Linked DNA regions of Homo sapiens: region 2 is linked to region 1. A link is an interaction called in ENCODE POLR2A ChIA-PET data of the cell type or tissue named here. Cell type or tissue: GM12878. All regions are shown on one strand. Links, peaks and the distances in the headings refer to the core of each region. The heading gives the core; the rest is flanking DNA. Region 1 has its middle 3.4 kb from the start of CYS1. Region 2 overlaps ADAM17 (ADAM metallopeptidase domain 17).

What was found. ChIA-PET counts read pairs that join two places held together with the same protein. Peaks named below come from ENCODE experiments on the same cell type or tissue, not always from the same donor. Only the 100,000 strongest peaks of a DNase experiment are listed, where the experiment ranks them.
Region 2: POLR2A ChIA-PET joins it to region 1 with 5 read pairs; 2 of 35 experiments call an interaction of 5 or more read pairs at or near these places.

Annotation. Positions count from the first base shown.
Region 1 is chr2:10,081,215-10,086,478 of GRCh38, forward strand. No RefSeq gene overlaps it. Among named protein-coding and RNA genes, the nearest start is that of CYS1, 3.4 kb to the left of the region's middle. RefSeq lists an enhancer at 1,756-1,815. In GM12878, for the core only: no CTCF peak of the experiment used is centred there; DNase peaks (open chromatin) are centred at 1,744 and 2,807; H3K4me3 peaks cover 645 bases; H3K27ac peaks cover 1,941 bases.
Region 2 is chr2:9,501,617-9,507,109 of GRCh38, forward strand. ADAM17 (ADAM metallopeptidase domain 17) reads right to left here. Exons shown (of 19, transcript NM_003183.6): 12 at 3,550-3,749; 13 at 557-660. It also overlaps a transcript of IAH1 not described here. Among named protein-coding and RNA genes, the nearest start is that of IAH1, 30 kb to the left of the region's middle. In GM12878, for the core only: no CTCF peak of the experiment used is centred there; no DNase peak of the experiment used is centred there.

The DNA of each region.
Region 1 (5,264 bases), core at 1-5,000:
CCAGCGAGCCTTCCTGTTGGTTGGTTCTGTGTTTTACTTAAATGTGATTACTTCCTTCCCTTGCCCACCTCCTGCAACTTTAAATTCCAGCCTTTCCAAGACAGGGCAATTCAAAAGTCCTGGGTTTAACTCACCTATCTTGACTTGACATTAACTTTTATCCTGATTGATTGGATTCCAGAATAATTGTGAAAATGGAATTTCGGCTAAACTTTCCCAACCACAGACTTGAAATTCTACTATTTTATCACTTCAGGAGTAGACATTAAAAAACATATGCCTAAGAAAATGGAATAAAAATGGGACTCAGATTCACATCCATTTATTTTTATTATTAAGAGAGAACAAGAGGCCGGGCGCGGTGGCTCACGCCCGTAATCCCAGCACTTTGGGAAGCCGAGGCAGGTGGATCACGAGGTCAAGAGACCGAGACCATCCTGGCTAACACGGTGAAACACCGTCTCTACTAAAAATACAAAAAATTAGCCGGGCGTGGTGGCGGGCGCCTGTAGTCCCAGCTACTCAGGAGACTGAGGCAGGAGAATGGCGTGAACCCGGGAGGTGGAGGTTGCAGTGAGCCGAGATCGCGCCACTGCACTCCAGCCTGGGCGACAGAGTGAGGCTCGTCTCAAAAAAAAAAAAAAAAAAAAGAACAAGAAAGTATTTATAATCTAGCTGGACGTGGTGGCTCATGCCTGTAATCCCAACACTTTCAGAGGTTGAGGCGAGCAGATCACTTTAGGTGAGGAGTTTGAGACCAGCCTGGCCAACATGGTGAAACTGTCTCTACTAAAAATACAAAAATTAGCTGGGCATGCTCACTTGAACCCAGGAGGTGGAGGTTGCAGTGAGCCGAGATCACGCCACTGCACTCCAGCCTGGGCAACAGAGCTGGACTCTGTCTCAAAAAAAAAAAAAGAAAGAAAGAAAAGAAAAGAGAGAGAGAAGAGAGGTGAGACAGAGAGGGAAAAGAAAAAGAAGAGAAAAAAAATGAGGCTGTAATCCCAGCACTTTAGGAGGCTGATGCGAGCGGATCACTTCAGGTCAGGAGTTCGAGACCAGCCTGGCCAATAGGATGAAACCCTGTCTCTACTACAAATACAAAAATTAGCCGGGCATGGTGAAGGGCACCTGTAGTCCTAGCTGCTCGGGAGCCTGAGGCAGGAGTCACTTGAACCCGTTAGGCGGAGGTTGCAGTGAGCCGAGATCGCACCACTGTACTCCAGCCTGGGCAACCAAAGAGACTCCGTCTCAAAAAAAAAAAAAAACAAAACAAACAACAACAACAACAAACAATAAAGAAAAAGCAAAAAGAAAAGAAAAAAAATTTTTTAAAGGGAAGTATTTATGATCCCCCCTGCCTTTTTTTTGAGACGGAGTCTCGCTCTGTTGCACAGGCTGTAGTGCAGTGGCCGGATCTCTGCTCACTGCAACCTCCGCCTCCCGGGTTCAAGTGATTCTTCTGCTTCAGGCTCCTGAGCAGCTGGGATTACAGGCACGCACCACCACATCCGGCTAATTTTTGTATTTTTAGTAGAGACAGGGTTTCACCATGTTCGCCAGGCTGGTTTTGAACTCCTGACCTCAGGTAATCCACCTGCCTTGGCCTCCCTAAGTGCTGGGATTACAGGCGTAAGCTACCGTGCCTGGCCTCTCCCCCCCTTTTTTTTGATGTGCCATCTTAACCATCCAGGTGTAGGATGTGGGGCCAAACACAGATGTCATTTGGGTGCGCTAAGTCTACAGATGTGTCTCGTTTGGAAGCTATTGATATAAGTTTTTAAGAAAACAAATCTCATCTTGAAACTCTTTAAACCCCAAAGAACAACAACACTTAGAGGCAAACGAGATTTTTCTTGAGTTCACTCAGTTTAATGATTTAAAGGAAAACATGTTTTGCTTCTGCCTAAATAGAAGCTAGTCATGTGACTCATGTTTAAATACATCCACAGCTCCCTGTGTTCACCTCCCAGGGCAACCAATTTTTCTGGCCACTCTTGATTCCAACACTGTTTCCCAAAACTTGTCATTAGCTCCGCTTCAGCGGGAGGAATGCCAGAGCCAGCATTCTTTCCACTTTGAGAGAACATTTTAAAATCTGCTACATTTGTAGACCTGGCTTCCATCAAATATGCTGAAAACTCAGATTGATTTTATTAGAAGCTTCCCATAATAAGCAAACAACCTAAAAGCTTTCCGCATGACTAATGTCCCTAAGATCGTCTCTAGAATTTTTGTCCGAAAGAGTTAGCAACGTCTCAGGAATATTGGAGAACTGAAATGGGGTGTAATCCTTCTTAAGAAAATATCTGGCAGTCACACCTGCAGCTGAAGGATTCTTTTATGCGGTGATAGTGCTCGTGGGTGCTGGTGATGGTGGGTGGAAGGTGAAGCCCAGTTTGGGAACTCTCTGCTTAACTCTGGGAAAATAGAACTTCCTTTCCTTAAACAAATTAAACCCTGGAAGAGGACTACAGTTGGTGATACTTTTCGGAAGGACTCGGGCGCCCGAACGATGTTTTCCTTGGTTTCAGGAGTAGCCAGGCATCTACTGCAGATGAAGCCAGTTCCTCCCACCACGACTCATGGACCAGTCATTACAATAGCCTGCCAAACCAACCCACCTTTCAAAACCCCACTCCAGGGCCCCTGCTTCAGGACTCGCAGATCTACTCTCCCTGCTCAGATATCCTGCAGTTTCCCACCAATCATGGCACTCCCAAGCCGTTACGTAAGAAAGATGTGTTGTGCAGGTGCTGGTTCTTATGAATATGCAGACAGATAATATTTGCATTTGGGTGATAAATGAGACGGCATTTGAAACATAAGCAAGCCATGTTTCTATTTTTAATGCTTAATCGGTAACTTGAGAGAGCCACAGTGCTATTAACGAATGCTGATATGTTTGGACAGCAGCAGCCCACATAATTGCTATTGTCTTTTACCAAAGTGTCCAAGCTTTTGTATTTGGTTTCATGGTTTCGGCATCAAGAGGGGAAAACAAAATATAAGGGTGAATCACCATTATTCATTAAGGACAATTAATGAGTTACAGAACTTTTTTCAATATTTACTCAGAAATAAGATACATGAGGTCCTTAGGGTTGGCAGGTCCAGGTCATGGCTGATTTGGTGCGTTCTATAACACTGTAAAAAATTCTGACAGTAAAATGACAATGACTTGTACCCCATCTAAACAAAAGGTTTAGCACTGGAATTTACGATGCATACTTTCCATGACTAGAGCAGTTCTCGTTTAGAGGCATCTCATGGCTTCTGGCTCAAAACAGCAGACCGGGTGCAGAGTTGCCTTCTCTTGGTACTTGCGACTTTGCTGGAATTAAGATAAAAGAAAAAGGGATAGAGGAGGAGTTGTAAGAAGGAGGGAAATCACAAAGGAGAGGTTTCAACGCATTTCTGAAAGATGGAAAACTGACAGTAGAGAGCTGCCAGATGACACAGGCTGAGCAATTGCAGTCTATGCCATGATGACAGACGCTGGAGAGGAAACGGGGTCAATGGACTGACAGATGAGACTCCGGGACACAGTCAGCGGGTATAAAAGGAGATGGGAGTGAGAAGTGGGCATCGGACCTAAGGAGCGATTAAGATCTTTACATGGGACAAGGGCATCATCCCCCACTGACTCCTGCTTATATTTAAGAAAAAAAAATGACCAGGTAGCTGATGTGGTTTCACTCCGCTGCCATGTGTATAAGACTCTTTTCCCATTGGATTTTTACTCCGGCTAGGAATTTAGACCGGGGGGCGGGGGGTGGTGGGTTTGTGGGGTGGGGTGGGGTGGACAGGCTTCGATTAGCTGAGCAGGCAGGAAGCTGGCCGCCTTGAACTGGAGCTACTTGAGGTTCAGGTGCCCATCCCTGGCCCACTGAGTAAGACGATGTTTGTGTGGGACTGTCCTGTCTCCAGGGGCAATGCACACAGCAGCTGAGAAAGATCCAGTACAGTGTCCACAGCCGCTGGCCTCAGTGAACGTAAGCTTCCTTCTCCTTGCAAATCTGCTACACAAAGTGATCTGTGAGCTGACTCCCCTGTCCATGAACCCACAGTTTTGAGTGTGAGATTTGGAGGCCACTCAAAACATACTTGGACCCTAGGCTTTGGTGGGGTCATTTATCATCCTGAGGACAAGGTTTGAGGGGAGAGGGAGGGCAGTGCTGGGAAAGGGAATTGAGTCTGTGTAAATTTGACCATTAACGTGTAATATTTATTACAGAGGTTAACCTTTAAATACTGTTGGCTAAAAAGAGTGTGCAACAAACATAAAATGTCCAACTTTAAGCTCAAACCCCCCACTGTGAATATCAACTTCTCTAATGTGGAAGCTGCCTGGTGGGGGTGGTCACCTCTGCACACGAACATCCCATGGTCCCAGACACCTGGGAAGATGCTTAAGTTCCTTCTTCTCATTAGAGAGCTGAGAACCAACCAGTCAATTAATCAGCTCAAAGGAATAGAGTGCTGTAGTCAAGGCCCAGGTTAAATATTAAAAGCGTCTCTTAGCTCTTTAATTTGTAGCTGTTTAACTTGGTAAGTGGAGTTGAAGTCCCAGCCTGCTCATGGCGATTACTGATTAATGCCTGTGCACATTTGTACAAGACCCCCTGGCTGCACGATCCCTGTCCTCTGGAGTGCAACTTTCCTTCACCGCGCAGTCAACCTCCACCCAACGGGGACAGCTGACACTTCGAGAGGCCCTGCCCTGACCATTTACCGACTGTGGCTCGTTAAATGAGCCTCACGGTAACCTTGTAAGATAGATATTTTCTGCCTCTATTTTACAGATGGCAAAACTGAGGCTCCGAAGAGTGGGGAGCTGGCCTAAGGTCTTGAAGCCAGAGACAGCCAGAGCTGGGACTCAAGCCACTCTCTCTGCAAACCCCATGGTTCTTTCATGATGCTATCTGTACCTAAATAAATGACAAACCTAGCAGAATAGACCAGCGAGCTCTGAATATATGCAACTATTACCGTTACCCTGGGCCACCATGTAGGTGGGGTGACTGATATGGTTTGGATTTGTGTCCCTGCCCAAATCTCATGTTGAAGTGTATTCCCGGCAATGTTGGAGGAGAGACCTGGTGGGAGGTGATTGGATCATGGGGGTGGACATCCCCCTTGGTGTTCTCGTGATAGTGAGTGAGTTCTCGTGAGATCTGGTTGTTTAAAGTGTGTCCCCCTGCCTACTTCTTCCTGCTTTAGCCATGTAGGATGTGCTGGCTTCTGCTTCGCCTTCTGCCATG
Region 2 (5,493 bases), core at 301-5,300, 580 kb before region 1:
ATAGAAAAACTGGTTACCCTTCTAACTTGTATCCTGCTTCCTCCACACTATTCCAGTGCATAGATTCATGATAACATTCATTATCCCAAGATTGTCATTTTGATTGTTTCCAAAATTTTGCTATTAGGATGTAGCCATTAAAAACCTTGTTATATTATCTGTAGCACAATATGGGTAATTCTTTAAAACATGATACTGAATTTTTTAAAAGTAAATTTAAGGTAGAATATCATTTTGGCACATTAAAAACACATACATGCACAAAATAACACTATATGATCTTTCAAGGATATACACATATCCAGGCAAATATTAACCACAGTAGAGTGGATGTCTGTGAGGAGAAAGAGGAGAGTGATGGAAATGAAAGAGAAATAGAAACAGGTCTTAAACCCACCAAAGCCAAGTGTCACAAACTAAGGAGTGCCAGAAACTCAACCCGGCATATGAGATTAAAAATAAGGTGTCTCTCATCTGAACAAAACATAATCTTGTTTTTCAAAGACACACACACACTTGACCCACAGCATTCCAAGGAAGCAACAAGAACACGAACCTGTGCAGTAGGACACGCCTTTGCAAGTAGCATTAATCGCCTCCTGGCACTTCTTCTGGGCAGTCTCAAACTGACAGTTTTTACAGCAAGGACTGTTCCTGTCACTGGAGAAGAACAGCAGACAGGAACAGAGCAATTCAAATTATGGCCCCATATCAAATCAAACGCTACAGTTACGTTACAGTGACCTGAAGATCACCGGGGAAGACCTCCTGGCTCCGTCACCCACTCCTACATCATCAGACATCTCCGCTGCTAGAGCTACCTGCACACACTTTGTCCCTTCCTAATGTGCGTGAGGTCACATAAATGCCACACTATAGGAGAAAAGAATGGGAACACAGCAATCACCTGTGAAACATCTTGGTGCCCTTGGTTTTCATTCATTTAACGCATTAATTTAAAAAAGACAAGATGGGCTGGGCGAGGTGGCTCACACCTATAATCCCAACCCAACACTTTGGGAGGCCGAGGTGGGTGGATCACCTGAGGTCAGGAGAGTTCGAGATGAGCCTGGCCAACATGGTGAAACCCCATCTCTACTAAAAATACAAAAATTAGCTGGGCGTGGTGGTGCGCTCCTGTAATCCCAGCTACTTAGAAGGCTGAGGCAGGAGAATCGCCTGGACCCCGGAGACAGAGGTTGCAGTGAGCCGAGATCGCACCACTGCACTCCAGCCTAGGCAACAAGAGAGAAATTCTGTCTCAAAAAAAAAAAAAAAAAAAAAAAAGATGAGGCAGGTGGACCACGAGGTTAGGGGTTTGAGACCAGCCTGGCCAACATGGTGAAACTCCGTCTCTACTAAAGATACAAAAAATTAGCCGGGCATGGTGCTACATGCCTGTAATCCCAGCTACTCGGGAGGCTAAGGCAGGAGAATAGCTTGAACCTGGAAGGCAGAGGTTGCGGTGAGCCAAGATCGCGCCACTGCACTCCAGCCTGGTCAACAGGGCGAGACTCTCTCAAAAAAAAAAAAAAAGACAAGGAAAAAAAAAAAAGACAAGGTGGGGCCACAAGGCAATCCATAGCTAAGACACTCGGCAGCCAGAACTCTACTCCCCATCAGTATTTACAGCGTTAATATGCACTGTATCCAGTTAAATCTCAATTATTCACCAGAAAACTGAAGTTTAACCCTTTTACTTCTAAGCCAGGCACTGGTCTATCAGTGTATATAAAAAATGAAAACCTGGGTAACTTTCTAACTTGTAACCTACTTCCTCCACACTATTCCAGTATATAGAATCATGATAACATTCATATCCCAAGACTGTCATTTTGATTGTTTCCAAAATTTTGCTATTAGGATGTAGCCATAAAAAAACCTTGTTAAATCTTATACCCTTGTTAAATCTTATCTCTGTTGCCCAAAAGATTCTTTGGGCAGCCAGGAGCAGTGGCTCACGCCTGTAATCCCAACACTTTGGGAGGCTGAGGCAGGCAGATCACGAAGTCAGGAGTTCGAGACCAGCCTGGCCAACATGGTGAAACCCCATCTCTACTAAAAACACAAAAATTAGCTGGGCGTGGTGGTGCACACTGTAATCCCAGCTACTGGGGAGGCTGAGGCAGGGGAATGGCTTGAACCCAGGAGGCGGAGGTTGCAGTGAGCCAAGATCACGCCACTGCACTCCAGCCTGGGCGACAGAGCAAGACTCCGTCTCAAAAAAAAAAAAAAAGAAATAAAAGATTATTTGGGCCAGGCATGGTGCCTCATACCTAGAATCTCCACACTTTAGGAGGCTTAGAAGGGTGGATCACTTGAGCCCAGGACTTTACAACAAGCTTGGGCAACATGGCAAAACCCCATCTCTATAAAAAATACAAAAAAAATTAGCCAGGTGGCACACACCTGTAGTCCTGTCTATCCGGGAGGCTGAGGTGGAAGGACTGATTGAGCCTGGGAGGTTGAGGCTGCAGTGAGCCATGATCATGCCACTGCACTCCATCTTGGGCAACAGACTGAGACCCTGTCTCAAAAAGAAAATAAAGGCCAGGCACGGTGGCTCCCCTCTGTAATCCCAGCACTTTGGGAGGCCAAGGTGGGCAGATCATGAAGTCAGGAGATCGAGACCATCCTGGCCAACATGCTAAAACTCCGTCTCTACTAAAATACAAAAAATCAGCCAGGCGTGATGGTGCGTACCTGTAGTCCCAGTTATTGGGGAGGCTGAGGCAGGGGAATCGCTTGAACCTGGGAGGCGGAGATTGCAGTGCGCTGAGATCGCGCCACTGCACTCCAGCCTGGCAACAGAGCGAGACGCCGTCTCAAAATAAATAAATAAATTAAATTAAATAAAAAAGATTATTTTGCCAGGCACGGTGCCTCACACCTGTAATCCCAGCACTTTGGGAGGCCAAGGTGGATGGATCACAAGGTCAGGAGTTGGAGACCATCCTGGCCACCGTAGTGAAACCTCGTCTCTACTAATACAAAAAATTAGCCGGGCATGGTGGTGCGTGCCTGTAGTCCCACTACTCAGGAGGCTAAGGCAGGGGAATCACTTGAACCCGGGAGACAAAGATTGCAGTAAGCCAAGATCGCGCCACTGCACTCCAGCCTGGCGACAGAGCAAGACTCTGTCTCAGGAAAAAAAAAAAAAAAAAAGATTCTTTTAACTATAGGACTGCTAAACCAAGGAGCATGCAAGGTCAAGGATTTTGTTACATAATGTCACACTGCTTTCCAGAAAGCTTCTTCTTTTCTTATTTGTTTTTTGTTTTTTAAGAGATAGTGTCTCACTATGTTGCCCAGGCTGTTCTCAAGCATTTCTCCCACCTCAGCCTCCCAGAGTGCTGGGATGACAGGAGTGAGCCACCGTGCCAGGCCCAGAAAGCAATTTCTTGCTGTGAAGGGCAAAAGAGGTAGATGTAAACAAACACACTCACACCCCTTTCAGTTGATTCTAAAGCCCCTGCAAGTTCAGTCTTCTCTTATTTTGGACATCTTGTTATACCAACTTCCCAAAATCCCTGTGGAGAGACTCCTCACCTGCACTGGACACCTTCCTTCAACGTGCAGTCGCTGTTGCAGCAGGTGTCGTTGTTCAGATACATGATGCCAGGATCACACTCTTCTCCTTCATCCACCCTCGAGTTCCCACAAACTTTATTGCTGCGTTCTTGAAAACACTCCTGGGCCTTACTTTCAATGGTCTTATAGATTGATTGTTTACTGCAGTTTGAAAACATCTTGAGAGAAAAAAGGCAATAAGGACCCAAAATAATATCATAAAAATGTATTCCCATGCAATGTTTGTGTCTTCTCTAGAGACAAACTCTTAATGTAAAACCACCATCAGAGCCACCCTGGAGTTATGGCAAGGCCACCACAGTCTCCTCCAAAGGCCACTGATATGGAACTGGGAACCTCCCTCCATAGAATGCTAAATGGCTGATGTGAACTTGGTTAAGGATCTATAATTCTTCTTACGAAGGTAAGCAAGCTATACAAATACTGAGACCAAACATCCCAGTCAAAGCCCACTTAAGGACAAGCAGAATAGCACAACAGAGAGCTCGTAGCTCCATCAGACTTGAAATCTCCTCACCTCAGGCATGCCACTCATGCAGTGACAAGAATTAAGAACCTCTGTAGGTTAATGTTGTCCCAGACAAAACAATTCAGAAATGCAGGAGAAGGGGTTTCTTCTCCTTCTTTGGCTACTTATATGGATGATCCAAGTTTAAAGTTGTTTAAATATTTGAGCTTAGTAATAGGCATAATAGTACATTTTATATAAATTAAATCCCCAATTGTTACCTAAACATTTTCATCAACCAGCAAGACCAGTGTCTCAAAAAGTCTCTACACTACCTTCCCACCCTGGAGTACAGAACCACTAGGATAACTCCCTTTTAAGGCTGAGGGTTTTATCAGGAGCTCTAAAACTGCGGTCATTTTCCAGACCTCCTGAAGTTATCAAAAAAAGAAGAGGCTTAGGGAAAACTGAGCATAGTTACTTCTTAGGTCGGGGTCTCCAAAGTGCTCTGCAGATGCCAAAATGGCTTCACTTTCACCCCAGACAACAATCATGAAGCCCCTGAGAGCCAAGTGTATGAGACCCTCCAAAGGTGCCTGTAACCACCAAATCAGACACCAAAGGAGCTACTTTCAGAAAGATAGCAAAGACCTCATCTTACACAGAAATACTAACTGGCTTTTTAAAAAACATCTTCAAATCTGTTTTTTTTTTTTTTTTTTTTTTTTTTTAGATGGAGTCTTGCTCTGTCACCAGGCTGGACTACAGAGGCACAATCTTGGCTTATTGTAACCTCCGCCTCCCGGGTTCAAGTGATTCTTCTGCCTCAGCCTCCTGAGTAGCTAGGACTACAGGTGCATGCCACCACGCCCAGCTAATTTTTGTATTTTTTGTAGAAACAGGGTTTCACCATGTTGACCAGGATGGTCTCGATCTCTTGACCTCATGATCTGCCCACCTCGGTCTCCAAAGTGCTGGGATTACAGGCGTGAGCCACCGCGCCCGGCCCAAATCTGTCGTTACAGTACAGATGTCTAAGGGGTCTGGTTATTCTAATCGGGGCCTCAGGCAGTTGTCATTTTGGTGGGTTTATTCATCAACATCATGTATCTCTGGGTTCCATTTTATCAGGTTAAAATGGAGTTAAAATTCACAGTGAACAGATAAGAAGACCTCTTCACTGATTTGTCAGAGTTACAACTCCCAAGCAGCTGGAGAGCACTAACGATAAAAGGACCAACCCGCAACTCTGGCTTTCTGCCTACACATCCCTGAAGATCTGGCAGCTTCTGTTTGCATCCTTGTCATAAGACTTCCTCTTCCGTTCAGCAAACCTTCCTAAGAAGTTACAATCTCAAAGGTCCTACATTCCTTTTCACTAATGTCATCTGTCCACAGAGAAGTCCACCTGTGGCAAACTGCTCTTCATAGGCTTGCCTAGTAGAGGGTGATGG